2 separate regions of the Homo sapiens genome follow, and region 1 is linked to region 2. Evidence: chromatin contacts called from ENCODE Hi-C or POLR2A ChIA-PET data. All regions are on one chromosome and are shown on one strand. The core of a region is the stretch at or near the end of the contact, and the rest is flanking DNA. Distances in the headings are between cores, read along the strand shown. Region 1 holds the start of PCDHGB7 (protocadherin gamma subfamily B, 7). Region 2 holds the start of RNF14 (ring finger protein 14).

The links. A loop is a pair of places that touch in the nucleus more often than their neighbours do. ChIA-PET counts read pairs that join two places held with the same protein, here RNA polymerase II (POLR2A). Pooled maps may share reads with other maps.
Region 1: a pooled map shows a loop between it and region 2 (3-fold over the local background). The contact joins the promoter of PCDHGB7 here to the promoter of RNF14 in region 2. A Hi-C loop is called at or near these places in 4 of 50 pooled maps. POLR2A ChIA-PET finds 5 or more read pairs at or near these places in 2 of 52 experiments (K562 and activated naive CD8-positive, alpha-beta T cell).

The regions. Positions count from the first base shown.
Region 1 is chr5:141,415,452-141,419,671 of GRCh38, forward strand. PCDHGB7 (protocadherin gamma subfamily B, 7) reads left to right here and starts at 2,226. Exons shown (of 4, transcript NM_018927.4): 1 at 2,226-4,220. The coding sequence starts at 2,409. The region is part of intron 1 of PCDHGA1 (protocadherin gamma subfamily A, 1); the gene reads left to right. All of the region lies in intron 1 of PCDHGA2 (protocadherin gamma subfamily A, 2), which reads left to right. All of the region lies in intron 1 of PCDHGA3 (protocadherin gamma subfamily A, 3), which reads left to right. It also overlaps PCDHGB1, PCDHGA4, PCDHGB2, PCDHGA5, PCDHGB3 and PCDHGA6, and 8 more genes.
Region 2 is chr5:141,967,385-141,972,196 of GRCh38, forward strand. It overlaps RNF14 (ring finger protein 14), which reads left to right and starts at 1,721. Exons shown (of 9, transcript NM_004290.5): 1 at 1,721-1,783; 2 at 3,320-3,493. LOC124901095 (a long non-coding RNA gene) reads right to left here and starts at 2,396. Exons shown (of 3, transcript XR_007058977.1): 1 at 2,224-2,396. RefSeq lists a silencer at 1,504-1,643 and an enhancer at 1,754-1,903.

The DNA.
Region 1 (4,220 bases), core at 976-3,475, 550 kb before region 2:
CGAGGTCTCTCTCACCGCGGACTCGCGAAAGAGTCACCTGATCTTCCCCCAGCCCAATTATGCGGACACGCTCATCAGCCAGGAGAGCTGTGAGAAAAACGATCCTTTGTCTTTGTTAGATGATTCGAAGTTTCCTATAGAGGATACCCCATTGGTTCCAGTGAGTTTTATTTTCATTTTTACTTTTGTTAAAAAAAAAAAGATTGGTTTTTACTTTGAAGTTTGCGGCATGATGGTGGAAAGTGTAAATGCTAAAACACTGATGAGTAGAATTTGATGTTTATTAAGGTTTTTTTTTTTTTTTTTTTTTTTTTTTTTTTTACTTTCTGGTAAAATTCACCTAGTCTCAATCAAGGCCTATATATCATAAGGCTTTGTTATGATTAGCTTTGCAGAACCTTGTAGTTTATAGTGTTGTTGAGTACAATATTGACAATTCCTAAGACAGACTTCCATACAGAAGTGCCTGTCAATTTATATTTCCTCCTGGGTGGTCACATATTGAAACTCCAGCCCCTTAAGCAACCCTCTTGTTCTGAAGGCAGGTCTGGTAAGAATAGGTAAGTATCAGAAAGAAATCACCTCTGGAAACACAACCCAAATCCAAGAATACTCAATGCAGTTCTTCCCAAGGAGAAGGGCAATAGGCCTTTTTCAAACTACATTTTATATATTTTTCAATCTATACTTTGTGGTGATAGTTGCAGTTGAATATACTAAGTTTTTCATTAATATTGAATTAACAATTTATTTATAACAATGTATGCTTAGATTTTTCCAGCCCTATTTATAACTGATAACACTGCAGTATCCTTTTTGCATACAATTCTCTAATTTCACACTGCTATGTGGAAGATATAGCATTTTAATTTAACTTTCATTGCTCAATAGGGATCCTGAGGAGGCTATAGAGGGTGAAATTAAGAATATTTGGGATTCTGCTTTTGTCTTTTTTGTTAAATTTTCTAGTGACTAAGGCTGAAAGTAAATATGGGTTGGGAAGACAGATAAATTTGTACATGTTCCCGAGAACAGGAGCAAGAGATATATGACAAAGCTATTTCAGTGGCTCTTTAATGTATAAGGAGGCAAACACCTGAAACTCTGAAAACTCTGAAATTGAGAGGCAAAATAAACTTAGAGTCAAGAAAGAAATGCCATTTCTGCAGATCAGAATATAAACACCAACCACAGCTGTAAAAAAGAAAAGAATATATGCAACGAAGGGAAATTATATAAACAAAGGATCATTGGAGGTACTGATGAGTTCATTTAGTTCAATGAAAATAGTGACGTATTAGGTAGATCTCTTAATTTTATTACTAGTATTCTACTAAATGTGGTAGTATAAAGTCAAAAAGCATTCCGAAGTTTCTCAAGACCCTTATAATTCCATGATTTTTTTCAGGTCAGTCAACATTTGTTGAATGATAGGTCTGTGGAAGGAAAGCACACTCTTTAGGGTCATAGTTATTAACTATTAAACCATTGAAACTATTATTTTATATTTGTGTTAATGAGAGTCAAAATTATTGTGCATTCATCTCAAATAATTCTATTATTTTGAAAAATACAGGTTTTTTTTTTAAAAAAAACTGCTCTTGACATTGTAGCTATTGTGAGAAAATATTTTGATTATAATTATTTAAAAGCAATACAGGACACCCTGGATGATGGTAATGACTAGGGCAATGGTTGCATTCCAGTACTTAAGTATGAAATAAGGAATTATTACTTTCTGGGTGAATATAGGCTAGAATTGAAGACAAAAAAATTTGTTGCTTATCTTCAGTACTTCCAGCTTCATAGATAATTACTCTTAAAAGGAACAAGAATGACTGCCTCTGGATGGAGGAATTGGATAGCAATGGGCCGTGGGATAGGAGACCTATAAACCTTCATGCTATATTATTTTGTGCCTTTTTAAATTTTGAAGAAAAAATATTCATTTATTCAAGATATATGTAAATTCAGTAAATAAAAAGATATGATAGTTATGACCAAGTGGAAATATATTTCCTGATGTAAAAGGAATCACTGAGGAAAAAGATTAAAATATTTTGGCTGTCAACTCGTAGTTTAAAAAAAATTCCTTGAAAGAGGTAGAGAAAAGTCAAGTTGCAGTCCCACACAGAGCCTCTGGGCGCCGCCGTCGGCCAGTGCAGAGCAAGCGCTGACGCCGGGGATCCCTCAGCCTCTAGCCTGGGATTCCCTGCGCAGCCAACAACAGAAAAGAAAACCAGCTCCCACACAGAGGCTCCCGGCTGCGCAGACCTTGCCCAGCACACCAGATTGCCAGCTCCGAGACCCGGGACTCCTCCTGTCCTGGGCCGAATGCTCTTTTAGCGCGGTAGAGTGCACTTTCTCCAACTGGAAAAGCGGGGACCCAGCGAGAACCCGAGCGAACGATGGGAGGGAGCTGCGCGCAGAGGCGCCGGGCCGGCCCGCGGCAGGTACTATTTCCTTTGCTGCTGCCTTTGTTCTACCCCACGCTGTGTGAGCCGATCCGCTACTCGATTCCGGAGGAGCTGGCCAAGGGCTCGGTGGTGGGGAACCTCGCTAAGGATCTAGGGCTTAGTGTCCTGGATGTGTCGGCTCGCGAGCTGCGAGTGAGCGCGGAGAAGCTGCACTTCAGCGTAGACGCGCAGAGCGGGGACTTACTTGTGAAGGACCGAATAGACCGTGAGCAAATATGCAAAGAGAGAAGAAGATGTGAGTTGCAATTGGAAGCTGTGGTGGAAAATCCTTTAAATATTTTTCATGTCATTGTGGTGATTGAGGATGTTAATGACCACGCCCCTCAATTCCGGAAAGATGAAATAAACTTAGAAATCAGTGAATCCGTCAGCCTGGGGATGGGAACAATTCTTGAGTCTGCAGAAGATCCTGATATTAGTATGAATTCGCTGAGCAAATACCAACTAAGTCCTAACGAGTATTTCTCATTGGTGGAGAAAGACAATCCTGATGGTGGCAAATATCCAGAATTAGTATTGCAGAAGACTCTGGACCGAGAAACGCAGAGCGCTCACCACTTGGTACTGACCGCCTTAGATGGTGGGGACCCTCCCCGAAGCGGTACTGCTCAGATAAGAATCCTGGTAATAGATGCCAATGACAACCCCCCAGTGTTCAGCCAGGACGTGTACAGGGTTAGCCTTCGGGAAGACGTGCCTCCAGGCACCTCCATCCTGAGAGTGAAGGCCACTGACCAGGACGAGGGCATCAACTCAGAGATCACTTATTCCTTCTTTGGTGTGGCTGACAAAGCTCAGCACGTGTTCTCTCTGGATTACACTACAGGAAACATTCTAACTCAGCAGCCTTTGGATTTTGAAGAAGTAGAAAGATATACGATAAACATAGAAGCAAAAGACCGAGGATCTCTCTCAACACGGTGTAAAGTAATTGTAGAAGTTGTAGACGAAAACGACAACAGCCCAGAAATAATCATCACGTCACTCTCTGATCAGATTATGGAGGATTCCCCTCCAGGAGTGGTTGTTGCCCTCTTCAAAACACGGGACCAAGACTCAGGGGAAAATGGGGAAGTCAGGTGTAGCTTAAGTAGAGGTGTTCCATTTAAGATTCATTCTTCTTCTAATAATTACTACAAGCTAGTAACAGATGAGGCCCTGGATCGGGAGCAGACCCCAGAGTACAACGTCACCATCGCAGCCACAGACAGGGGCAAGCCTCCGTTATCCTCCAGCAAAACCATAACCCTGCACATTACTGACGTCAATGACAACGCGCCGGTTTTCGGACAGTCAGCCTACCTGGTCCACGTGCCAGAAAACAACCAGCCGGGTGCCTCCATAGCGCAAGTCAGTGCCTCTGACCCAGACTTCGGGCTCAACGGCCGTGTCTCCTACTCTCTCATTGCCAGCGACCTGGAGTCACGAACGCTGTCGTCCTACGTGTCCGTGAGCGCGCAGAGCGGGGTGGTGTTCGCGCAGCGCGCCTTCGACCACGAGCAGCTGCGCACCTTCGAGCTCACGCTGCAGGCCCGCGACCAGGGCTCGCCCGCGCTCAGCGCCAATGTGAGCCTGCGCGTGTTGGTGGGCGACCGTAACGACAACGCACCGCGGGTGCTGTACCCTGCGCTGGGTCCCGACGGCTCCGCGCTCTTCGACACAGTGCCGCGGGCCGCGCAGCCAGGCTACCTGGTGACCAAGGTGGTGGCCGTGGACGCGGACTCGGGGCACAATGCCTGGCTG
Region 2 (4,812 bases), core at 471-2,970:
TTAATGGTGATTTGTGAGATTTTGGTGCACTCATCACTCGAGTAGTATACACTGCACCCTATTTGTAGTCTTTTATCCTTCGTCCCCCTCTCATCCTTCCCCCTAAGTCCCCAAAGTCCATTGTATCATTCTTAAGAGCAGGCCACTTCTAAATCTGGGGCCCTTCTAAGTGCAGGGCCCTATGTGACTGCACGGGTTGCTGGCCCATGAATCTAATCCTGCCCGGGAGGCAATGGTGGTAAAAGCTTTAGAATCCTGTAGGCTTGGGTTAGAGTCTTAGCTCTGCAAGTTACTCTTTTGGAGGAAGAAATATATGAAAAAGCGGACACAGGAGCTTATTAGATTGTGAGGAGCACATTAGTTTGATGGGTCCCAGGAGAAGGAGCCAACATTTCTGTATTCCACTTAAGCGCTGAGAACGGTGCTTTGTACCTAAAAAAATTTTTTAATTAAGACATAATTCACATGCAATAAAATTAACTCTTCAAAAGTATACAATCCAGTGGTTTCTAGTACACTCACAAAGTTATACAACTATCACTGCTCTCTAATTCCACAATATTTTCATCACCCAAGAAACACCATATCTATTAGCGGTATCTATTAGCAGTCACTTCCCATTCCCTCCTGCCTTAGTTTCTGGCAACCACTAAACTACTTTTTGTCTCTATGGATTTGCCTATTCTGGACATTTCATATAAATTAAAAACAATATATGGCTTTTTGTGTTTGACTTTTTTTTTTTTTTTTTTGAGACGGAGTCTCGCTGTTACCTAGGCTGGAGTGCAGTGACTCACTGTAACCTCTGTCTCCTGGGTTCAAATGATTCTCCTGCCTCAGCCTCCCTAGTAGCTGGGACTACAGGTGCCCGCCACCATGCCCGGCTTATTTTTTGTATTTTTAGTAGAGACGGGGTTTCACCATGTTGGTCAGGCTGGTCTCGATCTCCTGACCTCGTGATCCACCCGCCTCGGCTTCCCAAAGTGCTAGGATTACAGGCGTGAGCCACCGCACCCGGCCTTCTAAGGGTTTTATAGTTTTAGTTCTTACATTTAGGTCGTTGATCCATATTTAGTTAATTTTTGCATATGGTGTGAGGAAGGAAGTGTATAATTTTAATTCCTGCTTAGCCTGACGATAATCATGTGACCCTTGGTAAGTTCTTGCACCTAAGTCTCAATTTCCTTATTTGTAAAGTGAGAATAACAAATGGTAGCTAAATCATAAGATTACAGTGAAGATAGAAAATTTACGTAGAGCATTTATCACACTGCTTGAAGCATCCTAACTACTCGATAAATGCGGTCGGTGTTACAGTTATAACATGAGCGATGAATGCGTGCTTCCACAGTGGAGTGCCAGAAAGACCGGCAGCATTTCTGAGAAGGTAAACGGGAGGAAGTAGGCTTGCTTAGTCCACTTGGAGAAGCAGGTCTGGGATTGTTGTGAGAGTCTCTGCCCTAGGTAGACCACTGCCTCATGATCCCCTCTAGAGATTGGTAAAAATTCGAATTCTCGGGCCCCATCAGAACTACTGAAAAGAGCCTCCTGTGAGCACAGGGCTCGCAGTAAGTGGGGGTGACGGTGGTCGCGCCGGCAGCGCCGCCTTGGGCCTGCGGGAGGCGCCCGAGAGGCAGGGGCGACCACGGCGGCTGCGCAGAGTCCTCCCTATGCCGGCGGTCGCGCCAGCGGGATCCGCCTGGCTCAGCTGACAGCTCCCGAGAACGGAAGAGGCGGCGCGCCGGTTGAGCAGGGCGTCTCTAGGCCTGGTCGGCTGGCGGCGGTGAGTGGGCCCCAGGCAAGGGCGGAGGGCGGAACTTTGGGGTTCGGCACTGCCGGGCGGCCGGAAGGTACGGTGGGGATAGCTCTCTGGGCGCGCGAGGCAGAGAAGGGGACCGGGCTGGGACTGTACACTGGGCCTCAGTCCCTCAAATCCGGGACCGGGCGTCCGCAGCTCGGCTGGCCGGGACTCCCTTCGGGACGCTGAGGAGGAAGGGGAAGGTGTGGGCCCTGCTCCTTCGGGACGCCCCAGGCTGGCCAGCAGCTCACACATCCGCATTGCGCCCTCTGATCCCAGCGTTGGGGCGGATAGCTAGCGTTGGGCCTGCCCCTGTTTTGGGGCAGTCGCCCAAACGACGCCGCACGCCTAGTGGCGAGCTGAACCCAGACTAGGACACCCGAAGACCAAATGGATAGAGTGAGAAGGAAATGGGGGTTAGCAACCTGAATTGAGGTACTGGATTCCAAGTGACAGCTTCACAAGCTGAAATCTTGTAGGGTAGGTCATGAGGAACTGTTGAAACTGCTTGGAGTAGAAGTTCTTAGCCCTGGCTGCATATTGGAATCACCTGGAGAACTTGGAAAACTACTGAGGCCTGAATTAATTGTTCTAGGGTGTGGCCTGGGTATTGAGATTTTAAAAAACAGCTCCTCAGAAGATTCTAATGTGCAGTCAGATGGAGAACACTAACCTAAAACCATAAACTGCATGAATGAATCTCTCATCCCATTTGCAAATGTTTTAACAGGAAGAAACAAAAAGCTTAATTCAATTAGCACCATATACTCCCACCTAGTAAAATAAGACAATGTGAAAGGACCTAATACAGTACATAGTAGGTGCTCAATTAATGTAAATTGATTCTGAATCTCATTCTTATCTCATTTGGGAGTTACACATCCGAGAATCTGGTTTTTAATTATGGTTTTGTATATAGTATTTTTGCATATAATTTTAGGGTGTTGATAGGATTCTCCGTAGCCCATCTATAGACCACACTCCCTTTTCCCCTCACCCCAGTGAAGAAGCCTAGCTCTAAAGCATTTAGAATAAAACTTAAAAGTTTGTGTTTGTGTACTCTTGTTTTGTTTAAGTATTTTTCTGTTACCAAAATTAACCTTGAGTGCCACTGGCAGGCTTAATTCATGAACAAGAGAGGAAAAACTGGAGGGGAGTGGCAAATGAAGGAATACAAGAAGCAGAAGAGGAAAGGAGAAAAAAACAAAACAAAAAACAAACTGAAGAGATTGTTTGTTATGGGGCATGGTGTCCTGTACTTTCATATGACCTTGGTGTTCCTCCTTAGCTCCTCCCATAGCTGAGGGCAGACAGATAAAAAGTCCTCAGTCATTGCTGGGGACATGCAAATACTCCTTTAACCACATGGCTCAGTTAGCCTGCCCTAGGAGAGTAACATGCACTTGTAGATTAGGATTGGCTATATGTTAGGATATGTTTGACTTAAGCAGTGATCATGGAAATTCAGAATTTTAATTTGGAGAGGGTCCTAACACCATCTTTTGTATTTCTTTTCTGCAGATGGCAGGATTTTCATAATATATGTAGTATGAGTTCCACATCTTGGCCTCTTACCCAGCTTCAGCAGTCTCAGCTCCACCAGTTAGAGAATAAATGGGATTTGCATGAACTCCACTCTGAGCTGAAATACAGACTGCGGTGTTAATATCCTTTTCTTCTGATTGTTATTAACAGGTACTAACTGACCTCAAGTAGAACATGTAATTGTGTCTTAGATAGGGATGCAGCTTAAGCAGAGCCATGAACTAACATCTCCTAGAAAAAAAGTGTTTTTTGAAAATGAAATCATTTTTAATTTCATAGTATGACCTTTTAAAATGTAAAAAATCCTAACTTTTTACTTATGTACATTTTAATTAAAAATATTTTAGTTGTGAGGGAGGATATTTGCAAATGCAATTGTAGTTCAATATTTTAATTGACTGGTAGTTTTGTTTTATTAAAATGATTTTTGTAAATTCTCATTGCATATTTTTTTCACATTTAAATTATCTGAAATTGCTGTATCTTTCAGTTGATGCTATTTTAAAAAACATTGATTCATACTTTATTTTTTGAGACAAGGTCTTGCTCTGTCCCCCAGGCTGGAGTGCAGTGGTGCAAACACGGCTCACTGCAGCCTCAGCATCCAAGGCTCAAGCGATCCTCCTGCCACAGTCTCCTGAGTAGCTGGGACTACAGGCACACACCACCACACCTGGCTAATTTTTTATAGAGACAGGATCTTGCTATGTTGCCAAGGCTGATCTCAAACTGCTGGCCTCAAGTGATCCTCCTGCCTTGGCCTCCCAAAGTGCTGGGATTACGGGCATGAGCCACCATATCCAGCCAGTTCATACTTTAATTGTAGCTAATTTCTTTTTCTTTCTTTCTTTCTTTCTTTCTTTCTTTCTTTCTTTCTTTCTTTCCTTTCTTTCTTCTTTCTTTCTTTCCTTTTTTTTTTTTTTTTTTTTTTGGAGACAGAGTCTGTCTCTGTCACCCAGGCTGGAATGCAGTGGTGCAATCTCAGCTCACTGCAACCTCTGCCTCCTGGATTCTAGTGATTCTCTAGTCTCGTGCCTCAGCCACCGAGTAGCTGGGATTACATGCGTGTACCACAATGCCCGGCTAATTTTTTTATTTTTAGTAGAGATGGGGTTTTGCTGTGTTGGCCAGGCTAGTCTTGAACTCTTGGCCTCAAGTGATCTGCCTGCCTTGGTCTCCCAAAGTGCTGGGATTAAAGACTTGAGCCACTGTGCCTGGGCCTTGTAGCTAAATTCTTAGTATTACCTAAAATAATGGTAAATCTTTCTTAAAATTATTATCTTTTAAATATTCTTGAGTCATAATGGTGAATCTTTAAATTGGTGACTGCTTGGATTTGACAAAATCTATTATTTCAAAAATTTAATATTATTTTGCTGCTTGCTCAGTTATCTAATTTTCTTCCATAATATCTATGCCTGTAACATTCTCAAGCACTGTTTTCTCACCTGGGAGCAATTTTGCCTCCA